Regions from separate parts of the Homo sapiens genome. Here regions 1, 3, 4, 5 and 6 are each linked to region 2. The links are chromatin loops, found by intact Hi-C in ENCODE. Cell type or tissue: dorsolateral prefrontal cortex. All regions are shown on one strand. Region 1 overlaps KCNAB1 (potassium voltage-gated channel subfamily A regulatory beta subunit 1). Region 2 overlaps KCNAB1 (potassium voltage-gated channel subfamily A regulatory beta subunit 1). Region 3 overlaps KCNAB1 (potassium voltage-gated channel subfamily A regulatory beta subunit 1). Region 4 has its middle 110 kb from the start of KCNAB1. Region 5 overlaps KCNAB1 (potassium voltage-gated channel subfamily A regulatory beta subunit 1). Region 6 has its middle 100 kb from the start of KCNAB1.

The links. Peaks named below come from ENCODE experiments on the same cell type or tissue, not always from the same donor. Only the 100,000 strongest peaks of a DNase experiment are listed, where the experiment ranks them.
Region 1: it touches region 2 in a loop (3-fold over the local background); 97 of 110 quality-filtered maps call a loop at or near these places.
Region 3: a loop joins it to region 2, with 2.8 times the contacts of the local background. A loop is called at or near these places in 6 of 110 quality-filtered maps.
Region 4: it touches region 2 in a loop (2.7-fold over the local background); 9 of 110 quality-filtered maps call a loop at or near these places.
Region 5: it touches region 2 in a loop (2.5-fold over the local background); 34 of 110 quality-filtered maps call a loop at or near these places.
Region 6: it touches region 2 in a loop (3-fold over the local background); 10 of 110 quality-filtered maps call a loop at or near these places.

What each region holds. Positions count from the first base shown.
Region 1 is chr3:156,507,608-156,511,607 of GRCh38, reverse strand. The region is part of intron 8 of KCNAB1 (potassium voltage-gated channel subfamily A regulatory beta subunit 1); the gene reads right to left. Among named protein-coding and RNA genes, the nearest start is that of SSR3, 46 kb to the left of the region's middle. In dorsolateral prefrontal cortex, CTCF peaks have their summits at 1,491 and 1,697 (motif pointing right); no DNase peak of the experiment used is centred here.
Region 2 is chr3:156,148,599-156,152,598 of GRCh38, reverse strand. All of the region lies in intron 1 of KCNAB1 (potassium voltage-gated channel subfamily A regulatory beta subunit 1), which reads right to left. Among named protein-coding and RNA genes, the nearest start is that of KCNAB1, 30 kb to the right of the region's middle. In dorsolateral prefrontal cortex, CTCF peaks have their summits at 611, 1,740 and 1,940; DNase peaks (open chromatin) are centred at 578 and 1,938; H3K27ac peaks cover 3,003 bases.
Region 3 is chr3:156,473,100-156,477,099 of GRCh38, reverse strand. It overlaps KCNAB1 (potassium voltage-gated channel subfamily A regulatory beta subunit 1), which reads right to left. Exons shown (of 14, transcript NM_172160.3): 8 at 2,280-2,366. Among named protein-coding and RNA genes, the nearest start is that of KCNAB1-AS1, 28 kb to the right of the region's middle. In dorsolateral prefrontal cortex, CTCF peaks have their summits at 1,890 and 2,339 (motif pointing right); a DNase peak (open chromatin) is centred at 2,342.
Region 4 is chr3:156,009,033-156,013,032 of GRCh38, reverse strand. No RefSeq gene overlaps it. Among named protein-coding and RNA genes, the nearest start is that of KCNAB1, 110 kb to the left of the region's middle. In dorsolateral prefrontal cortex, CTCF peaks have their summits at 1,800 and 2,003 (motif pointing left); a DNase peak (open chromatin) is centred at 1,992; H3K27me3 peaks cover 539 bases.
Region 5 is chr3:156,381,043-156,385,042 of GRCh38, reverse strand. All of the region lies in intron 1 of KCNAB1 (potassium voltage-gated channel subfamily A regulatory beta subunit 1), which reads right to left. Among named protein-coding and RNA genes, the nearest start is that of KCNAB1-AS1, 64 kb to the left of the region's middle. In dorsolateral prefrontal cortex, a CTCF peak has its summit at 2,380 (motif pointing right); a DNase peak (open chromatin) is centred at 1,182; H3K27ac peaks cover 1,049 bases.
Region 6 is chr3:156,015,219-156,019,218 of GRCh38, reverse strand. No RefSeq gene overlaps it. Among named protein-coding and RNA genes, the nearest start is that of KCNAB1, 100 kb to the left of the region's middle. In dorsolateral prefrontal cortex, no CTCF peak of the experiment used is centred here; no DNase peak of the experiment used is centred here; H3K27ac peaks cover 1,180 bases.

The sequences.
Region 1 (4,000 bases), 360 kb before region 2:
ATGTTGAAGGCAGAATCCACAATACTTACAGATGGACTGAGTGTGGTCAGGGAAAGGGAGGAATTAAAGCTGTTTCCCAGATATCTGGCTGTTTACAGAGATAAGGGAGACTGAAGGAAGAACAGGTTTGGGAGAAAAATCGAGGGTTCTTCTTTGGACATGTGAAAAATGGAGATGCATGTGAGATACTAAAAGGGAGATGACGGGCGGGGCACGGTGGCTCACACCTGTAATCCCAGCACTTTGGGAGGCCGAGGCGGGTGGATCACGAGGTCAGGAGATCGAGACCATCCTGGCTAACACGGTGAAACCCCGTCTCTACTAAAAATACAGAAAATTAGCCGGGCGTGGTGGCGGGTGCCTGTAGTCCCAGCTACTCGGGAGGCTGAGGCAAGAGAATGGCATGAACCTGGGAGGTGGAGCTCGCAGTAAGCCGAGATCACGCCACTGCACTCCAGCATGGGGGACAGAGCAAGACTCCGTCTCAAAAAAAATAAAAAATAAAAAATAAAGGGGAGATGTCAAGTGGATATTTAATAGTTGGATAAATACGACAGTGAGCAATCTGGGCCAGAGGTGTATATACATTTATTAGTTACCAGTCTATTGATTATATTTAAATTCATGAAAATGGATGAGCCTTGTAAGGAAAGTCTATAGACAGAAAAGAGAAGAGTTTCTGATGGCCAGCCCAGGGGTTAGAGAGAGGACCCATGCAGGATGCTGGGTAGCCGGCAGCCAAAGGGGCAGGAGGGAAGCCGGCACACAGGGATGTGTCAGACCAAGAGCAGAGGGCACTTCAAGAGGGAGCCATGCCCACAGGGTGGAACGCCATGGACATTTGTGTCAGAACAGCCCCAAACAGTGTCCACTGGATTTGGCCATATGTAGGGAGACCACTGCAGACCATGAGAAAAGCAGCTTCAGTGTCAGTGATGTGATGGGATCAAGCAAGGTTGGAGCCATTGGAAGCCACTCAATGGAAGAATGAGTGGAAGAAGGAGAGGCCTTAAACACAATGCATTCAATAAGTTTGGAAGAGAAATAGGACAGGAGCTGAAGGGATATTCAGGGTCACGGGACATTAAGAGTAAGCCTGTGTGCCATTTGGAGTGACCTAGGAAGAGGGAGTTATTGATGAAATGGCCTCGGGGCTGGGAAGGAAGAGGGAGAGAGACTTGATAAAGGGAGAGGGAGGAGGGACAGAGCCCCTAGAGGTAAGAAGGACACTTTTGTCAAGATGATGGGACCCAGGGAGGTTTGTAGAACCATCATGGGAAGACATGGCAGCACCTGTTTGATGAATTCTAGTCTCAATAAACTGTGAACCAAGTGTAAAAGGAGGCATGAGATGTGTAGCAGAAATGAGAAAAAGGTGAGGAGAGCCTCTGCGAGGCACTCCAATGCCTCAGGTCTTTTTGTTGCTGGTAGTTTTTTCCTCATTGTTTAGTTTTGACTCTGAAGAGAAAAGCTTGGTGGAATTGGGAAAAGGGAACTCTGTGAGTTCTTGTCCTGGAAGGAGGCTGCAACATCAAAAGCAGGGAGAAATTGCAGGAGAACCAAGAGGCTGCAGTTTTGGAGATTCATGTTGCCATGAATTAAAATTTAATTCTATTTCAGAGAAAAATTCGTTTAGCTTACTAATAGGAAACAACCATACTGATGGCCAAGGTGGGTTTTTACATGATTTGAATAATTAAGAACACTAGAGGGCAGCATTGCTGAAAGGAAAAATCAACTGTCTTCTAGATACTGTTAAGTGCATAACATGGAGATGCCTTTTAAAAGCCTCCTAGGCAGAATAACAATTCTGAGTGAGGAAAGGATGTTAGAAAGATAGTTTAGTGCACTGCATCACCTGCCTCTGGGAAAGGAGACTCAGACAAATGTGATTAAACCTGATAACCCAGTACTGAATGTGACTCTCCTGGTCTGGGCTCCTTCCCTAGTTTTCCAGAAGCCTTAATCCCAGTGGTTCTCAACTCCGACTACATATTAGAAACACCTGGAGTGGGGGCTTTACAAACTATCCAGGCCCAGGCTCCACTGAAATTCTATTATATTAGAATCTCTTGGGGGTGAGGCCCCAGCATCGATAATAATTTAAAAACTCATCCCAGATGATGATTCTAGTGTGCAGCCAGGATTTAGAACCAACGTGCTTGTCTACACCAATGGTCTCAGGGTGTAGCTCCTGGACCAGCAGCAGCAGCAGCAGCAGCAGCAGCAGCACCTGGAAACTTGTTACAAATGCAAATCCCAGGGCCTCACCCCAGACTTAGTAAATTACAAAGTCTGCATATGTGTTTTAAGCAGCCTTTCAAGTAATGCTGACACACACTGCTTTATACTATTCCCAAGTAAGCCATTTCAATGGATACAAACGTCTTCCTATATTTCCTCTTTTGCTTTTTTATCTAACCCAAGTGCTTCATGCTATAATCTTTAGTTATTTGCCTTAGTACATAAGCAAACAGATAGCTAGTATGATATCTACTCTCTCTCTCTCTTCCTCTCCCTCTTTCCCCTCCGCCCCACTCCACCACCATGAATCAGAATCGCCTGGGAAATTTGGCAAAAATGCTGAGGTCCAGGTCCTAGCCTCCTTCAGTGAGCCAGGGCCTTTGTATTAGTTTCATTAGCTCTCAATCACAAACTTTTAGAAAAACTGACTAAACTATTGAAAGACTTTGTTAAGTCCTCCCTCTGCGCTCCTTTCCAGGTTGAAATAATCATTATTCTTTAACCTAATGATGCCTCCCCAGCGCTCACCCGCCACAGGCAGCTCTCGTACATACTCCCTGTATCCCTAGCACACAGGTGGCTCCCTATAAATGCTGCAGGTCCACTTTGTTTCCCTGAGTACTCAATTTCCTTCTGTAAAGTGAGAAATGATATGGATGTTGTGAAATTCTTTCAAAGCTTGACGTGGGATAATGGGTGTAGAATAACTTGTGAATTTGAAACAGTAACACAAACTGAAAATGGCCCAGGTTTCTTCTCAAATAGGCCCAGATTCTAACATTTTGGGGACAGTTGTTTCAGTAATGTAGGCCATCAATGTTTTAAAAAATATGCATTTTATGTCAAAGAAATTAATACAACTATTTGTTCTGAGTGAAAACAATTTTGGTTGATCAATATTTTAATTTTCTAAATTGGATCACATGCCAAAAGTGGTAGCTCACATTAAACTTTTTTTCCTGCAAAATGTTCCCTAGAACTTTGAAAGTTGTAAGCAAATAGTTGTACTGCATGAACAATAAGCCATAGGGGTAAAGATAAAAATATGCTTATTAGAAATTAATGTTTTGATCAGATAAAATGTACTCAAATTAATCTGGCCACAGAGATAAAAGCAAAAGATAAAAAAGATAAAAGCAAAAGAAGCCTTAGAGGTAATCCAGTGCAGTTCCTTCTTATTCTAGATGAGGAAACAGGTTAGGAGTGAAGTTTTTAGGCATAATTAAAAGCTTGAATATTATTAACAATTATAAATATTTTAAATATGCTTGCAAAATACTGAGAAAAAACATGCAAAATAATTGTATTATTTAGTGGAATTACATGCAATTTTGTTCTTAATTTTTCACATTTCCAGTAAATATGTTATACTTTTATGTAAAAAAGAAGAATGATTATCTAACAAGCAAAGGCACCACTTTAGACACTAACATATTATATATTTAACCAAATAAAATTGCTATTTTTAGAGCCCCATAATAGTTTAATATTGACAGTATCCTATGGTTCAACCCAGCTGATATCAGATTTTTTTTTTTAAGAGGCAAGGATCAAGATGGAGGCTACAACACTGGTATAATGCAAGAATTTGGTTTCATCAGAGGAGTTGCTGTTAACACTAATAAAAAATAGGCCTAGACCTAGGCACAATTTTTACTTCAGGTCAGCTGTTTGTGATTTATCTACCTTAAGTTGTTTATTTATTTAACTTCAGAAGCTTGTGGTGGTGGTGGTTTATAACTGTACTGCTTTGAAG
Region 2 (4,000 bases):
GAGGAATATCATGAAGGAGAAAATGACAGAAGACAATTGGGTCAAAATCCATTGTCTAAAAATGTTCCATCTAGCCCATTGAGAACCTGCATCTTTCTGAAAGCTCCCACCCCTCCCACAGTGGGTTCACCAGAAGCTAAGGCCAGAATCCATACTCCCGTCACTCTGAATCCAGCTGGTATCAGGCCTCTCCTTCGGCTGCCACTTCAGCCTCTTGGGATGGTTTCCTAACCCAGCTCATTTATGGGCACCTGACTTAGGGGCTAGACAATCCTGAGGTAACCGTGTCTGTGGTCCATCAGTGCTCAGAGGGCCTTACCCCTCTTAACGCCTGGTGACTCCCTTTTAACACACCTACCACTAACACCCACCCTCAGGGGATGTGCTGAGCACAGGGACACAGGGGACCGGATTTATGTAGGCTAATAAGGTCAGCAGGCCTATGAGATCCCTCAGCTTTGGGCCTAAAGTTCCAGAAGAAAACGTGGTAACCCTCGCTGGGTAGCTGTGGGAGACACAGTCGTTGTCAGGGACACGGTAACAATATCCAGGAGACCTTCCTGCAGGCATAACAATTGTGTGGCACCACAGCGCCACCTCCCAACCCAAGGCGGACTTGCAATTAGTCATAGTCTTTCCTTTGACCTCCTTCCTATACTAAAATTAATTTCTCCTGAACTGTTCCAGATTGAAGGAGACCTAAAAGATATGACAACAAAATATTGCCATCCAATACTGATCCTGTACAACTGGAGTAAAAAAATGCCACAAAGAGCATTATTGTGTCAGCTGACAAAATTAGAATACAATGGTAGATTAAAATATCATATTTATGTAAATTTTACCAAAGTTGTTAATTGTATTGGGGATAAGAAAATATCATAACTATTAAGAGATACTGAGGACTAAAAAGCCATGATGTGTGCAACTTAGTTTTAAAAAGCTTGGAAAAATAAATGGAGAGGTGGGTTGTAAGGAGTGAGCATGTGAGAGCATGAACAAAAGTTAAAGCAAATGGGGCAAAATGTTAACAATATGTTAAGGAATAAATAGCCCAGATGTGTTCTTTATATTATTTTAGCAACTTTTCCTTATGTTTGAAATTATTTTCAGATAAAAATTTTAAAATAGTTCTGGCCTTAAGTACTAGACAGTTTGTCTAAAAATAACCTGTACTCCCATCATTAGGGATTCATTTCTTTGGATGATATATTTTGCAGACACTCTATTAAAAAGCATCTATATTTTAAAACTTAGGGAGAATTAGTTGGTAACTAGATAAGGAGAGGAAGAGGAATCACTGGATGGGAGGCACTCGCTCTAAGTGTGGAGAGGTGACACGTGATATGTGAAAACAAACAGTGGGTACAGAGGAGGGCCATCTCCTAACTTGGTGATGAGCCAGGCCCACAAGACCATGGTTCTGAGAGCATTGACAGGCTTTGATATGGCCTTCTCCCGTGCAGTCCAGATAGCACACACGTTCCAGTCTGCTCCATCTTAACTGTGTAACAAGGTGCCTGCACCTGAGGTGGGGCTGACACCAACAGAATATTCTCTGAAAGATGGTAGGGGATGAGATGTCTACTTTTCCTTTCTTCACCAGCCATGCCCAGAGGTCTGTGGTGTAGCTCAGAACCCCCTACGCTAGAAAACTCCCAGACATAGAAAATTTGCTCTATAAAATATCTAACTGGGTTAGGTTATAATAACATAGGCTTGCCATGGAATCTAGGCTTCTCAGAACCTTAGGAATATGCTGGTCTTACCTTTTTAATTTTTTTCTCACTATATAAAATTTCCCATTGTCATAATCAAGGTAAATACATAGATTCAAATTTAAGTTCGAGTCTAGGACTGTCTGAATAAAGTTTTCTGCTAGCAGCGTTTCAGGCAACAGAAGAGCTTCCTTTTCTTTATGAAATAGCACATCCCAGTGGCACTCAAAGGCACTGCAGGGAAATTCAGGAATTGTTTTTCTCTTGGGTGAAAACATCTTTGGCCTACAGTTACTCCTCGGTCATGAAAATCAGATTTCAAAATGCTCACTTTTTTTCAGACGAAACCGCTGTCAACAACTTGTATATAAGAAAGCACGGATCCCTGTAACCCAGTATTGTTCTCAAGCCCTGAATTTCCAGTATTTTCGTCATGCTGCATAAACAAAGCAACTTTTATCCTGGAAAACCCCAAGTGGAAATTTCAAAACAGATTGAATATCTGCCCCTCTCAACAATATTTCAAACCCAAGCAGCACTCGTCTCTCACTCTTGCTTAAATTCTAAGCATTTTCTATCTAAACTGACACTTTGAAAACATACTTATTTTAGAATTTCTATTCCATTCAATAGGAAATAACACGTTCTGTTTGTTTTGAATAAGCCCCTTTCACTACGCCTCCACAGCCCTTCACCAGCAGCCTATTCAGGTTTCAAGTAATCACATACGTCCTGAGCCTGAGCCATCTTGGTGTCATCTACTTTCCTCCAGAAATATTGATGCAAGGAGAAAAACAGCTAGAGAGCTCACAGCAAATAAGCACAGGCCCAGAGACTTACCAAATTAGGTCATCTAAAATAAATCATGTGGACATTTTTTAATACAACCCCCTGCATGAGTAGCATTTTTCTAGGCTATTGATTTTCACAGTCACAGCTCTAGCTATTAATACTTTTCAAGCAGGTCTGAGTGTGCCAAGTGTCTCATGAAAAGGGCAGGTCACAAGAACACATGATGAAAGGGTGTTTTTGGTGGGGTTTGGAGGGTCCTGGGAGGATGAAAGTAAGTGCAATTTAGGAACAAATGTAATTTTCAACTTCCACATATGTCAACCCTGTAATACTATGAAAAGGAGAAAGGGCAAGAGGGATAGTCTTTCCTGGGTATCCACTATATGCCTCTTTGAGAGGATGGCGTTACCCTTTGAAGTAGGGTTTTTCAGCTTCATTTTGTAGATAAGGAAGCAGGGGATGAGAGGAGGGAGGGAAGAGCTTGTCTTTAAATCCTTCTGCTAGAACATCATGTTTGCACTGTGACAGAACCCACAGAGAGGGGTTCAGGTGAAAAATTGTTCCTACTTATCTCTGGAGTCTTTGTTTAATGATCAATGAAAACTCTCATTTATGCCTTCAAATTCTCTGCCCTGACATCTCTGAGAAAAGCTGGTAGCTAAGTGAGGTTTCTCTCTAGTTTTCCTTCCCCTTTTTTTCAATTCCATCCCTCCTGCTTCTATGATAGTCCGTAGTAATGTACCATGCTCGGATACTCGAGCTTTTCTGTTGATCTAGCCTGGAAGCTTCCTTCCTGTTTTCTCTTATTTTAGGTCAGGCTTGGACTATGTCCGGTTTCCTTCTTGGTCTACCATCTAGTAGCTTAGATTAGCGTGGCCACCACTCAGCAAGCACACTCCCCTTTTAACAGAAGTCTCTGAGAACTGATGTCTCCAGTCTAGGGAGATCTTCGGACACTGGGGCAAGCTAATGGGAGAGACACTGCAAGCTGGTGGAAGTTTCAGTCCTTTTCATTTCATTCTGGCTCAAATATTTTTGTTCTAGGCACAATGCCAGGCACTGGAAATGCAGCAGTTGATAAAAGATACCTTCGTATTACATCGTTTGAAGAGTTATTTATTCCCACACTTCCTGAGGCCAAGCTGATTAGGAGCCCATGTGTGAGATAAAAAGAAAGAAAAACAAACACTTTCTGAGTAGATCCTAATAGCAACAGCAAAAAAAAAAAAGAAAGAAAATGAAAAAGCAAGTGATGAAAGGAGGGTGATATGTTCAGAATTGTGCAATATTCTATTTTAGGTGTTTATTTTCTGTCCCTCTATCCTTTATAAATAGACACACACTTCTTTTTGGAAATGCTAAAGATGCCTAAGTGATAGATTACTAGGATTGGTTAAAAAGGAGCTTGAAGCAAGGGAGCACTTAGGTTCCCATGCTAGCAGGCAGTGAGCCAAGCACTTTCACATATGTGACTTTATGGATTTCTTATA
Region 3 (4,000 bases), 320 kb before region 2:
CTCCTAATTGAGGATTTCCTCCTTCTTCTATAAATATAATGCAAATTATGTTTTCTGTTTGAGAGACTCCTACAATATATTCCTAAAATTAAAGGTAGGGGTAAGATGGGAACAAAATTCTTAAAAATCTCAGATGTTCTGCTATCCTGTACATGGTATAACTGCAAAGAACACTGTCTAAAAGAGGAAAATAGTCACTAGGCACTTAAAATGTGAAGCAATTCCAGTCTTTCATAGACCCCACTAAATGGCATTTTACTTGACACTATTGCAGACTAAATAACTTTAGTGCTCTGTTTTAATGTGTCATTAAGAATTGACTGGAACATTTCTACACTGCTGGTGGGAACGTAAACTAGTACAGCCACTATGGAAAACAGTGTGAATATTCCTTAAAGAACACGCGTGTTTACAGCAGCACAATTCACAATTGCAAAATCATGGAACCAACCCAAATGCCCATCAATCAACGAGTGGATAAAGAAACTGTGAGATATATATATATGTGTGTGTGTATATATGTGTGTGTGTGTGTATATGTGTGTGTGTGTGCGTGTGTGTGTGTGTGTGTGTGTGTATATATATATATATGATGGAATACTACTCAGCCATAAAAAGGAATGAATTAACAGCATTTGCAGTGACCTGGATGAGACTGGAGACTATTATTCTAAGTGAAGTAACCCAGGAATGGGAAACCAAACGTTGTGTGTTCTCACCGATATGTGAGAACTAAGCTATGAGGACACAAAGACATAAGCATGCTACAGTGGACTTTGGGGACTTGGGGGGAAGAGTGGGAGAGGAGTGAGGGATAAGACTACAAATATGGTGCAGTGTATTCTGCTCTAGTGATAAGTGCACCAAAATCTTACAAATCACCGCTAAAGCACTTACTCATGTAACCAACTACCACCTGTACCCCAATAACTTATGGAAAAATAAGATAAAAAATAAAAAAAAGAGTTGAATAACGTCATATTATCCTTGCAATAAATACTTCTTATACTAATAAAATGCTTATGATTTGCTTTCTCAAACACCTAATCTTTGCTTTGACAAAAAATATGCAGTTTTATGTCATTTCCATGGAAAATTTCCCACGCTGATACTGCTTTATAATAAACTCCTAATTTTACCCGGATTCAAGAAAGAAGAAAACTGTAGGAGAAAGTTAGTTATAAGACTATATATATTTTACATTTCTCTGTAGTTGAGAATGAGACAAATGGCAAGGAAAATAATTTCCATAACTTTTTTATGGTCAGAAATACAACCCAGAAAAATTTATAATATGTCAATCATTTATACTTTTCCATTACTATAACCCTTCTATAACCCTATAACAAGAACCACTCTTTACAGAGCCTGATTTATTACAAGATCCTGCCTTTTGAATCATCAAGGACAAAGTTACCTTCAATGTAATCTCATGTGAATCAAACTATTCTAATTATTTTAAAAGTGGTAATCCACATCATACTGTTCAAATAACCAGAATATTCATTTTTGCTCTTTTTCTCAAATATCTTCATTCTCAATCACCTCAGGTAAGTGATAATCCATATGATTTTAAACTTCAGTTAACTGGAACATTCTTTTTAATTCATCCTCAGCCTCTCAAACTATCTTCTGTCTCAAACATCCTAGCAAGTTCTGTAAATAAATGTAAATCGAAGAAAATCTGGTTTTAGAAACATTCTGAAAGCTTCCACAGGGAGAAGCTTAAACTGTGGTCCTCAAACAGTTATAACAGAAGGGGGATAAAATGTTGCAGCTCCTTGAGACTCAACAATCAAACTGCAATGATATCTTATTTTGAAGCAGTCACTGCTGTGGAATCCCTGCTGGTGGCACCACTGAGCATTGCTACCACAGACTGGAAACTAATCAGACTTAGAGCCATTATAAAATAGGAAGACCCTCAAAGGATTTACTGTGACGCGATGATGGCTGAGTTATAAAGCCCCTTTCCAATTAACTTTATTGTTTTAGTTGATGAAATCACAAAAGTGAAATGAACCTGGAAAAGGTGAGCACTGTAACCAGCGGGAGCCACGAGCCCAATGCCTTCAACTGCTTTAAAAGAAGAAGACGCAGCACGCAGAGCATTGGTTTTGGGGTTAAACGCTGAGGCCAAAAGGCATCAGTCAGAAACATTTTTATTTTTCACATTCAGTTTGATCAGTCTGAATACAATTCATTTCCTGCTGTGAGCAGAATAAGCCCTCAAACTGAATCAAGATTTCTAGAGTATTTTATTAGCTTTCTTAACTTACCTTCCATGGGAGTGTTACTGTCCGGTCGATTTGCAAAGACCACATCCACATACTCGAGCTGCAGCCTCTGGAGGGAGCCCTTCAATCCTGGGAGCAGAAGCAGGAAACAAACCCCAAAATCTAAATATGAGCACTATTCAGAGTTGAAGTTTGGTTTCTTTCAAGAATTTGCTTTAAAAAAATAGAATTGGAATAGTTTCAAAAATGCGTTGAATACAATGATTGTTAATTGACTCTAGAACGTTTTAAAAATATATGAAAGGCTGACTTCCCCCAATAAAAAAAGTCTTAGAGCTTTTTCAGGAATATTATCACTCTCACAGGAAAATATACACTTAGGAATGACCTTCACAGTGACTTGTATGTGGCAATATCCAGAAGCAAAATTTAGAATAAAAAGCAGCTTCTTTCCAACAGTTAGTGTTTTTCTTCTTGAACAATGCAAATTAATATTTATGTATTTTGGATCACTTAATAGGCTTATAGTGAGCTAGAGGTACATTTATTACACATAAAACTCATTAAAATGGTTTAAATCAGAAATAAATGACTGCCCCAACCCCATCTTAATGTAAATGTTGGTTTTAATAGTAATATAAAGGGGTTAGCAAATGAAGCCTTTGCTCAACATTTTACTAATTGGAACAAAGTTTAAGGAACATAAAATATAGCTGAGCTCTACCATTTCTATTATTCTCTGTTTTGGGGGAAGAAACAAAAACACTGGACGCTAATGCTATAAAGACTGAAGACGTAATATGAAGGAGAGAATAAGAACTTAAAAAGGGAGTCAGGAACCAACCGCCTATGTTTCAGCCCTAACCATTTGGTCACATTTCTATGAATACTCAGAAAAAAATTAATTTTAGTAAAATTAATGCTTCCCTGAAATAGAATGTATTGTATATAATATTATGCAACCAAAAGGATGACAGTGTTCGAGAATCATGTTACCCTATTTCCATGGGGCACAGCATTTAGCATTCTCTTATCAGCCTCTTTAATTCCTCAGGGAGACCAGAGGCTTTAGTCTCTTTATTATAGGCATAAAATTAATTGCATGTTAAATGAGGCTCTTATAAATTTAAATTTGGTTCATTTAAATTTGATTTTTCATACTGGTTTATCAGCCAGCCACAATTACTTTTCTGACAGGAAAATGGAGTGCTTGAATATTGTTCTGGAAATATTTTCCATCCATTGAGAAAGGATTGTCTGTGATGGTAGCTTGTTAAAAGCTTTGATGAAGAGATTAGGGCAGACAGATGTTATGAGGTCTAATGCCTTCTCCTATAAACCTTCTGTGATGCTCAGGCACAGGGTATCACCAGCTATCTCAAGAAACAGTGTGAAATTAAATTAACATGAAAAAGTATCATGATATGAGCCACTTTTGGGGACAGTTGTATGCAGGGAGGAGGTAAGGAAAGGACAGGAATACTAAGTAAACAAATAACAGGGTATCACAAGGTTTGAAAGGTCGGAAATCTGCACTCTAGCATGCTAGGGACCCCACTTGGGTTCTCTGACCTTTCTTTGAGACTCAATTCTCTAGTCTGCAGTGGGCCTAACAATACTGACACCTTCAGAATTGCTGCTCCTGGGAGAGCTGTGTAACATAGTCTACAGAACCAGAATGTGAAATTATACCATGGTGTTCGCATCTGGAAAGTTTCAGGGGGAAGACAGCAGAAGACCAAATGCCAAAAATTTTCACTAGA
Region 4 (4,000 bases), 140 kb after region 2:
TGTCTATCCTTTTGCCAGTGTTGTGCTGCCTCCATTACTGTAGTTTTGTTGTGATTTTTGAAATCAGGAAATGTAAGTCCTCCAATTTTATTCTTTTTCAAAAGTGTTTAAACAATTCCAGGTCTTTTCCATTTCCATGTGCATTTCAGGATCAGCTTGTCAATTTCTGGAAATCCTCAGCCAGCTTAGGAGTCTGACAGAGATCGTGTTGAATCTGTAGATCAACACAAGTTGATCTACACAAGTTGATCAACACAAGTTTTGGAAGTGTTGCCATCTTAATATTAAGTTTATGTATCAGAAGACTCAGATCATTTGCAAAGGCTCTTCAACTGCCTTAGGTCAAATCCACCCACAATAGGTCTTACAAGGTCCATCTTGATCCAGCCCCTAGTTAAGTAACCAGTTGCCTCTTTGGCAGCACCCCCTCCCATTGCCACCACAAAATACACTATCCGCCATAAACCTGCCTTTGGTTCTTTAAATATGTGATGCTCTCTTTTATCTCCAGGTCTGTCCTCACCCCCATACACTGCACATTCTCTGTGTCAGGGGCTTTCTCCCTTGTGCCCCATCCCTGATTCACTTCTTTTCCTTCATGTCTCAGGTCCCTTTTCACTTTCTCTGAGACTCACATCCTGAGATATGCAGCTCCCCATGGCCTACATGATTTGCCTGCCTTTATTCTTTCATGGTGGACTTTAGTTTATTTGATGGAAAACATCGTTCAAGACTTCAAATTGGTTGAAATGTCTTGATTGAAATGAATATCACTAGTCCCTATTTTAGGCAGTATTAGAAATTTGGGCAGTTTTACAACTATTCTTGTGTCTTTAAACATTTTTATAACTCTTTACAAAATGTTCAGGATTTGGAGAAAATATTTTCCTTCCTTTTTTTCTAGTATTTTCCTCCAATCGGTTGTACCTGTTCATACCTATTGGACCTGTTTATAATGGTTGTTGCAGTTTGAATAATGGCCCCTCAAGGTGTCCATGTCTTCATCTCTGAAACCTGGGAATATGTTATATTCTGTGGCAAAAAGAAAATCTACAGATGTAATTAAGTTAAAGACTTTAAAATGAGGAGATTAACCAGGATTATACAAGTGGGCTCGAAGATGAAATCACAAGTGTCCTTATAGAAGGGAAACAGAGAGAGATACTACAGAGAAGAGAAGAAAATGTGAGGAAAGCAGAGTCTGGGATGTTGGCAGCCTCTCCAAACTGGAAAAGGCACGTAGTTGGATTCTCCCCTCATAGCCTCCATATGAAACTAGTTTTACTGACATCTTGACTTTAGCCGAATGAAACTGATTTCAGAAACTGATCTCCAGAGCTGTAAAAGAATAAATTTGTGTTGCTTTAAGCCAATAAATTTGTGGTAATCTGTTACAGCAGCTAAAGGTAATACAATAGTAATGAGTTGTAAATAACCTAACATCCAACAAAAGGGGCTAGTGGGGATCAACTTGGATATCCAATAACATGCCAGCAGGAAACAACCTATATGCCCACAGGAAGAAACTGGTTATATAGATTCTGATAAGTTTCAGACTAATAGGTGTGGTTTGGTTTTCTTCATCACCCAGGCTGGAATGCAGTGCCGCAATCTAGGCTCACTGCAACCTCCATCTCTCGGGTTCAAGTGATTCTCGTGCCTCAGCCTCCTGAGTAGCTGGAATTACAGGCATGTGCCACCACGCCCAACTAATTTTTGTATTTTTATTAGAGACAGGGTTTCACCATGTTGGCCAGGCTGGTCTCGAACTCTTGACCTCAAGCGATCCTCCTGGCTTGGCTTCCCAAAGTGCTGGGATTACAGGCATGAGCCACAGCACCCGGCCAACAGTAACCTACTTCTAAAAACAAATGGACTGATATAAAAAAAAATTGTGCACCTTAAATATATACAATTAAAAGCAAAACAAAACAAAAAACAAATGGACCTGCGTGACCCTTAGGCACTTAGTGAATTCTGCCCAGTGCAACACTGCCATCCAGTGTCAGGCATCACAGCAATGAACTCAGCAAGAAATTTCCTTGAGCTTTGAGCAGGTGTCACTCAGAAATTTCTTGCCACATTTTCCTCTTCACTGGAAATCCCCAGTGGAGTAGGGGAGCTACTGGTGATTCTCTTTATCTTTGATTCTTAGAGATAGATGGGGATCTCGGATATCTGTACCTCCCATGGGCAGGTCACTAAATAGAAAAGTCATCTAAGTCACTAAGGAGCTTTGTGACCTTGATCATATTGCTAAACTTTTCTGAGCTCCAGCTTCTTCATGTGTAAAGTATAAATAATAGTGAAGTATTTTTACTGCACATGGTTTTTGTAAGGGTTGCTGAACAATGAGACACTTATACTGTGGAATATAAGATACTTTTATTCTAATAGTACTGTTATCATTGCTACTAATGTTATTGTTAATTGGTATATTTTGAACTCACAGTTGGAGATGCTGATGTGGATAAATAATCTAAGCACATGGAAAGCTATGTTTATGGTTTTATGAACCACCACATATCATTCCCTTAAAATCCAAGATGTGTAACTCAACATTTTATTGCAGATTGCCTCATTTTCCAATTATTTTACTTAGTTTTACTGATTCTCACCATCTAAGTGATCATTTCTAGGCAAGAACTTTGTCTTATGGCACATAAATATAGTAGTAGAGGTTATTATATAGTATTTATAGTACATACAAAAGCTATAAAAATGGGAACCAGTGATTAGAAATACTCATTTTCAACCAATTTACAAGATGGAAATGTTCTCAAAAACATTGTGGAACAAATAGTACAGGAGAAGCTGGATGCATATAAATTAGAAATTAAGAAATCATAGAATCCACTCAGGCTCTTAAAAACTCCAGATCCTTTCCTTGTATTTTCTTATCGTTCCTTTCATTGCTTAAGTTTCTTTTATTGATCTTTCTCCTTTATTATTATAAAAACAATGAAGCCTTTGGCTCACTGAAGATGAAATAAACAAATAAAAAGAAGCTTAAGTTTCTTTTATTGATCTTTCTCCTTTATTATTATAAAAACAATGAAGCCTTTGGCTCACTGAAGATGAAATAAACAAATAAAAAGAATAGCATAAAGAATACTGATTGTCCTATCCACTTATAGCCTCTCAGATCTTTTTTTAATGCGTTAAGAAAACCAGGTTGGGTGTGATGGGTTGCTCACAACTTGAATCCAGGAGGCAGAGGTTGCATGAGCTGAGATCGTGCCATTGCACTCCAGCATGGGCAACAGAGTGAAACTCTGTCTCAAAAAAAAAAAAGGTAGGTTACTGCTCAACTTGCCAGAAGTGACTTACAATATTTGTGTTAAACACTATTATGATGTGGCAGAATAAGAATTTGTAATAATTCCAAAGTGCACTAAATGCAACTTTATTTTCTACAATTGTCCCCATCTTGCTGCAGCTGGCTCTGACTACAGTCCTGCTGATGATCATCAAGGTACAGTTGAAATGGTGTTGGGGAGTGTATTCGTCTGTTTTCACACTGCTATAAAGAAATACCTGAGACTGGGTAATTTATAAAGTAAAGAGGCTTAATTGACTCACAGTTCCACATGGCTGTGGAGGCCTCAGGAAACTTACTAACACAACCATGGGGGAATGCTAAGGGGAAGCAAGCACCTTCTTCACAAGATGGCAGAAGAGAGAAGAACAGGGGAAACTGCCACTTATAAAACCATCAGATCTCATGAGAGCTCCTACTCACTATCATGAGAACAGCATACGGGAAACCGCCCCCATGATCCAATCACCTACCTCCCTTGACACGTGGGGCATAGTTGGAGATGAGATTTGAGTGGGGACACAGAGCCAAACCATATCAAGGAGGAACACTTGATTCTGCTAAAGAAGGGTAACAGCATCTCTTTCTAAATACTGTCTTCAGATAAAGAGTCAATGTAATTCAGATTTATACTCTTCATAACAGTGGTTTCTCTCCTCTTAAGGAACTTCCCCGTCCAAT
Region 5 (4,000 bases), 230 kb before region 2:
ATGAGGAGGTTGGTTAGGAGAAAAGTCCAATCCAAACAATTTTATTCTTACTCTTTCTTGTTTTCTTTTCCTTCCCATGGGGCCAGCTGTTGGAAAGGTACTGAAGTAGAAAAAATGATATTCATTGCCTTTACCCTCCTTCCCATGCTTTTTCACCTTCCAGGTGCCCCTACCCCTTCAGGTGCCCTCCTTCTCCTGCCAGAAGAACAAAACCTCTCTGAGGAATCCATTCCAAGGGAGTTTTCACAGAATGGAAGTTTTCTGAGGAGGACCCAACTTCATCTAAAAGAAGAAATAGTACAAGTTCTGATGCGGTTCCTGTGCCAGTGTGAATATATGAAACAAGAAGCCTATCCCAGCACATCTTCAACTATATTCCCTGGCACCTAATGACTGCCTACCACATGAACCATCCCTGCCTCTAGAAAGGTCCTTATTTCCCTTCCTTTCTTTCTACTCATATCTCATGTTCTCATTTCTTCCTAATTTGGTCTCCCTAGAAATAGACTTTTTTTGCTTTTGCACTCCATTTTCCTTTGGTACATTTCTCCAAGAGCAAGTTGTTTCTAGAACAACCTTTGGTCTGAGACCCAGGACTTTTTGAGAGCTAAAGGAGGGAAGAGAGTGATGAAGAAAGGGAAAATCGGGCTTTTCAGCAAATCATTCTTTACTATCGGGCTACTAGGCTGCAGAGTAGAAGGACATTCAGGCAAAGAGTTCACTCAGAAGTATTTTCTGAAAGTTGAATATACTCTCCTTAGTCACTTCATAATATCTTGTAAAAAGACGGTGGTGAAGCAAATGCTGTATCAGCTTTAGCCACTCTGGGTTTCACCATTTTCCAACAAGCTGCCATTCAGTTGTCCATTATCCATTTTTAGCAAAAGGGCAGTGAACTTATTTAATTGCAGAATAAAAAGTGCCTAATTTTATACAACCCTTTAATCTGACTCTTCAAGTAGGATACAGACCAGCCTCCAACATTTAATGTTTCCTGAATCAAATCTACTCTGGGGCTCACCCACCCTGAAAACAACCACCCAAGTACTAAACACCCTTCAAATGACATCTTGTCTAGCTGTCAGAACAGAAAAACTCAAAGCAGGCCTGATGGTGACAGACTGTAGCATCCCTGCCAGCGTCTGGAAACCTGGATGCCGTCAAGTGGCAGAGCTGCGAGGCTCAAAACCAGCTCAGGGGCGAAAAACGCTGTTGGAAACCACCCATCTCTGCCGATGCCTATCAAGCTGGCAAAAGAATCAAGCTGAGAATAATTTTTTTCTTTTTGGCTAGCATATTGAAATCTGTAAACCTCTTTCTGCAGAACAGAAGCTGTTGAGGTTTTATTTTTTTCTGACTTGAGCCAGAGCACATGGGAAGAGCTTGAAACCTAACTTTGCCAAGTATCAGGGTGGGGTGAGGAGAATTTATCTTCACAGTGATGTTATTAGAAAGAAACAAAATGGCCTGTAGGGTGACCAACTGTCCCAGTTTGCCCAGAACTGAGGAATTCCTAGGATGCCAGACTTTCAGTGCAAAACTGGGATAATTCTGGGCAAATCAGGATGGGTATTTATCCTAAGAGTGGATTGAAGTGGCCTAAATTACAGTGCTAAGGAGTTTAGGCCTCATACAAAAGGGTTTCCAGGCAAGCAAAATTTTAAGGGACCATCTTCACCCAGGATGAAAACCCCTGAAGCAGATTACCCATTCATTTATATACAAATTCTAGTGGCAGGAAATGTTGAATTGTTAAAAGTAGAAATAGAAATTCCAGCTGCCAAGTTGGCTTTCAGGCCAACTTGAATTGACCCTTGGGAATGTACCTACTCCTTGCTCCCAACTATATAGCTGCTCTCTCTGAGAGCTCTGCCCTGCCCCCATCCCCAATCTAATCTCTTCACACTGCCTATTTTGCAAGAGCAGCTCTCAGAAAGACCTGACAAGGGCTTTTCCCATCGGATGGCCAGTAAGCATCTTACCAGAAGTTAATAGCTAATAACCTGTTTACAGAACCAACAAAGTTCAGACGTAGAAAGCACCCGAAAGATCATCTAGCCCGAGTTTGTCAAAGCCTGGCATCAGGCTGACTGTGTACAAATCACCAGAGGATGGTTATCAGTCAGTCTAAGCTAGGTTAGGCTGCGCTAACAAGCTCCACACCTCAGCGACATGTAACAAGCCCTCAGGCTTCTTTTTCATTGCAGGTAGGCAGGGTGCTCTGCTTATGGTGGTCACTTGGAGATCCCAAAGTGGTTGCTTGCAAAGCCAGAGGGAAAAACAACCTGGGACAGTCTCAGTCTGGCAATTCCATGCTCCAGTCAGGAAGAGACACTTGCCCCTTCTACTTCCCACTCAGTGGCCAGAACTGTTCCCATGGCCCCACCTCACCACAAGGGGGCCACAAAATGCAACTCTACTTGGTTCCCAGAAGCTAGTGGGACAAAAAATAGTCGGTAAATGGCACCAACCAGTATCACAAAAAGACTAGAAAATGCAGGTTCTGTTTGGTTGGTTGGTTGGTTTTTTTGTTTGTTTTTTGTTTTCGTTTGTTTGTTTTGAGACGGAGTTTCTCTCTTGTTGCCCAGGCTGGAGTGCAATGGTGTGATCTTGGCTCACTGCAACCTCCACCTCCTGGGTTCAAGAGATTCTCCTACCTCAGCCTCCTGAGTAGCTGGGATTACAGGCATGCACCACCATGCCCAGCTAATTTTGTATTTTTAGTAGAGATGCGTTTCTCCATGTTGGTCAGGCTGGTCCCAAACTCCCGACCTCAGGTGATACACCCGCCTCAGCCTCCCAAAGCGCTGGGATTACAGGTGTGAGCCACTCACCCAGCCTGAAAATGCAGGTTCTGGATCTCACTTCTGGAGATTATGATTCAGTAGATCTGGATGGGACCTGGAAATGAATATAGCTTTTAAATTTCCCCAAGATTTTGGAATGGGCAGTGTGTTGGGGAACTTTACAGATGAATTGTGTGGCCCTATTGTACCTAGGGCCACACAGCTCTTCAGGTGAAGTAAAAATGAGGTTAGGTTTCTTGATTCTTGATCCAGTGTTCTTTCAACTTAGCTGCACTGTTCCTTCAAAAGAGTTTGCATTTCATCTTTTTCTTTGCAGCTAAAAGAGTAAATATAATGAAATGTTAAGCATCTGTGCAAGGCTAATGTGGCAGTTGAGTCTTGGGAACCTTTCACGTGTCAAATGACTGGATAGGTATTACCAGTTTTACCCAGGTCTCATCTTTTCCAGGGGCCACAGGATATGGAGGTGAGCAGAGAAGGAACTAGGTAGTAGTAGTGTGTTAGAACCACTTCCCTGTGTTTCCTGCCTGCTGAAACAGCTCCATTTTCCACAAGATCCTTTCCTCATTTTGTGTTTCTGGCCCAGCTTATAATTGCCTTCCAGCTTTCAAAATGTCCACTGATTTAGTTCAGTGAGAAGTTCTGTAAATTTCCCTGAAGAGCCTATTAAAGAAACTTGTGATAAGGCTCTTGCTGACTGTGTTCACTTGGAAGACACCCATGTTAGAACATCTGCTTGTGGGCAAGGAGACCCCAGCCTTGGTGAAGGAGTGAATGCTCTATTCTCTCTACACTGGAGGCTTCACTTCCTTTACCACATGGCCCTGGCTCACTTCCTAATCTCCTCATTATCACCAGAATCCCCTCAGTATCCTCTACTGGGACTCTTCTCTAAAACTGCTACACACTTTGGAGGATCTCATGCTGTTCCCTCAGCCAAAAATGTTCTTTCTCCTTTTGCAGAAATGTCCATCCTTTAACCGGCCAGTTCAGATATCACCACCTATCTGCAAAATTCCCTAATCCCAAGACTCAGCTTTAAATACTCCATACTCCTTCATCTGTGGTCTAATGGCTCTTTGGGCGCTTTTTTGGTTTGTTTTTTAGTGTTATTTTCAATTGAGAAATGCCAATTCTATATGTTTTTGGGACCCAATATGATGCTTTGATATACGCTTACAGTGTGGAATGAT
Region 6 (4,000 bases), 130 kb after region 2:
AAAAAGGTGACATCAGGCCAACCTCTCTCCTTCAGAGTATAGAAAAAGTTGAGTGGAAAACCATGAGATTTGGAATGGCATACATCATTTTTTGTCTGTGTTCTGCCACTTTCATTAGCGTGGTGGTAGGAAACTTACTTAATTTCTGTGCCTCCCTTCCTGCCTCTGTGACTAGGGGATAATAAACTACCTTAGAAACTTTTGTAAAGCCCGTAAGAGGTCAATGAACATTTTTTGTATGCATCATTTTCTTTAATCTACACTTTAAGGCGAAGTGTTGCCCTCAGCTCACATTGCTGTGTTTGTCACTGGTGAGGCTTATGTCCCTGGGTTTCTTCCTGAGAGCTCCTTCTCCTCCCTTTCTTGCCAGGCCTCTCCTAGAGGTGTCCCCCAGTCTTTCTCCAGGTCAACTCACCATGGATTCCTGGTCCCTCGTCTTGCTCTTTGCGCCTCTCAAACATTTCCCCTCAGAGTATAAATTCACAGAAATATTTTCAGAACACAATCCACCAATATATGAAAAATCTGTATACCCTTTGATCATGTGATTTTACTTCAAAGTATTTATCTCAAGGAAGCAATTAAGATCCACACAAACATGATGTATAAGGATATCGACTACAGTTTGATTTATAATAGTAAAAAGGCAGCAAACTAAATGTACACAATGGGGAATTTTTAAATCAATTATGATTTATTCACGTGATGTAATGCAAAGGAGCCATTTAAATCATATTTTGGACAAATGTTTATGCATTAGGGAAAAGTTCACAATATGCTTTAAGTGAGGATAACCAATTTTAAAAGCAACAAACAAAATGGCATTCTACATTTCTAAAATTTAGCAATATTTTATAGCTGTCTTTCACCTATATGTTTCCATTAAAAGAACTAAAAGAAACCATTGCAAACCAGATGTCAAAAGAAAGGAAAAAAATTACCTTTCCCACTGCCTTAACAAACCAATCATTTTCATGTTTCTGTGTTCGTTTCCAGTTCAAAATGACAGTCATGCAGTGCTTTTCAGTGCTATATTATGTGATTTTAATTTTTCATCTTTACACTTTTCTACATTCCCCATCTGTTCTACAACACAATTATACTCCCCACATATTCACCACGCTGATATTATTAACATTACCAGTCAGCTGGGACCCACCTCCCCTTCCACAGGAAGGTCATCTCCTTCACCTTATCCTCACTGAAGGATTTCCTATTTGTTGTCTAAGTGTAATCTCCACCTGACCTGGGAAATCCCAAAAAAGGGTCTCCCATTACTACTTGCTGGTGAAATCCTAGGCCCATGCTTCAGTCTTCCCATAGCCATCTGCCTTCACAAGTGAGCTAGCAGATGACATAGCCCTGGGCCCTGACTGAGTGACATCACAGTCTGTCAAATGTCTCACAAGTCTCAGTTTTCTAAAGTGTGGATGCTCCACAGGTTCCACCCTCAGGCTTTCAAAATGATGCTGACAAGTCTTAAAGGAAAGACTGATTCCCAGAGGAACCTCTTCAGAATTTGGTTACATCCAAATAAAAGGACACTCTGGGTGATAGACTACACCTCCTTAACAGCCTGAGAATCCCTCTCTTGAGCTGTAAGGGTTTAGTCCATGGCTTTTCTCAGACCTATTTGGAACTATTCCTCCCTCATTTGTGATCTCTCTTTCTTACCAGAAGGCAGCTGTTTCTGAGCAATTCTCTCTTGTTGTCAAGGGCTACCCTTGCACAAAGGCATGTTTATCACCAAAGCTGATTTGTCTTAATCCTCTAGTAAAAAAAGAAAAACTGTGCTCAGGCCTATAAAAAAATCATTAAAATAGATGATTTTATGTTATATTAATAAGAACAAAAAGCTAGCATTTTTACTGCATTTTACATTTTACAAATTGTTTTCACATACTTTATTATTCCTGTAGGTCAGGAACTAAATTCAGTGTTGATGAGGTTTCTGATTTGGGCAGCAGCATCTGGTGTCCAGTGCTTTTGTAATTCCCGGGATGATAGTATATTTTACCAGGGCCATGGTGATTACATCTTCCAAATGTAGTAGGACTCATCAGAGATGAGACAAAGCATAGGAAAAATAACACGCATGCTCTTAGGCAGAAGGTCTTTATTGCATGCACGGTGATGGATAATTCACACCTCGTCACACTCTGTGGCTGGTTTTGTTTTGTTCACTTTACAAATGAAGAATCATGAGCTCACAGATGCAGCATATGTTAAAGTGCAGACACCAAAGCTCATATCCTTTCAGAGGCCTAGGGGTAGACAGAAAGGACATGGCCAAGTCCAAGAGCAGGAATTAGAGGTGTGGCCTTTTCACTGTGTGATCCTCTCTCCATCTCTTGGACCTCGGGCCCCTCATCACCAAGTAGGGAGCTTCAGACTAAACAGCTTTTTTTCTTAAGGGTCCTAACAGAGTCAGCAATGTTATGGTTCTGAGTGAGCAATTCCAGGGCTCAGATTCAATGATAGCTTAATAGTGTGCTGCCAGAGCAAGCAGCAGCAAATTGTTTCATTGACTGTCAAGGTGAAATGGTTTTCTCAATAATACTTTGAACCTAATTACCATTTTCACATGACTCTGACTTCAAGGACCCCTGATCAAGGCAAAAAACACCAGGTGAATGTCGGTGCAAAAGGCCATGGGCGTTTAATCCCATGTGTCCACTCCAAGACTAGGCCTGAGACTACGAGCTGTATGTTTTCACCTCACTCCCCCAGACATGTTTGATCCTTGTGGCTCTCCAAGGACCCTGGTGAAAGTTAGGCTTCCTTCCAGGAACAATAACACATTCTGTCCAGACTTGTCTTCACCTTCAAGCAAAAGAAAACACCTGAGCTCCTAAAGACTCTGGATCCATATTATTAACGAAGGCTAAGAATATTTAAAGGCTGTTATACGGTTTCCAGGAAAAGCTCAAGCCCCAAATCTACTGCAGATAGACACTGCTGAGTGCTTCTGAGAAACTGGGGCATTACAGCCATCCCAGTGCACCTACAGCTGGGTCACAGTCATTTGGTCAGGCACAGTTTGTCAGATGTCATTTGACTTTTATATTTCTCTATGTTACTTGGAATCCTAGGTAATGCTCATGCCATACCAGCAGATGAACAAACACACTAGTCTACTTTGTTTTATTTCCTATGCAGAGCCATCCTACCCAGTCAAGAAATGAACATAACACCTAGTTACATGTATTTAAATTGCTGTTTTTACTTGGCAAAATGTATATTACAGCTGACCCTTAAACAACATGGGTTTGAACTGCATGGATCCACTTTCACGTGGATTTTCTTCTGCCTCTGTCACCCCAAGACAGCAAGACCTCCTCTTCCTCCTCCTCCTCAGCCTACTCAGTGTGACAATGACAAGGATGAAGACCTTTATAATGATTCACTTCAACTTAATACATAGTAAACATATTTTTTCTTCCTTATGATTTTCTTAGTAACATTTTCTTTTCTCTAGCTTACTTTATTGTAAGAATACACTATCTAATATGTATACTAAATATGTGTTCATTGAGTGTTCATGTTATCGGTTAGGCTTCCAGTCAACAGTAGGCTATTAGTAGTTAAGTTTTGGGGGAGTCAAAAGTTATACACAAATTCCCAACTGCACAGGGGAGGGGGTCAACACCCCAACCCCCATGTTGTTCAAGAGTCAACTGTGGTTTTTTAGATGTATGTCTCCAACAGTTAAAAAATGTTTACCTATAATATGAATTTTGTGACATTATGACATTATGGCTTGCCTGTATCTTTATTGCGAGAAGAAAAAAAGACTAAAAATAAATCAACTTTCATAAGTGCGTTGTTATTATGATATTCAAGTTATTCATGAGAGGCCTCGGGGTGTGTAAAAAGTAGGCTTTTGGATTTTTTAACACATCAGTACTAGTCACTTGTTACAGAAGAGCCCCTGTGTGTCTAAACAGAGAAAGCCCTCAATTATAGCAAAGGAGAAAGACACTCAGACACTGCAGGCATA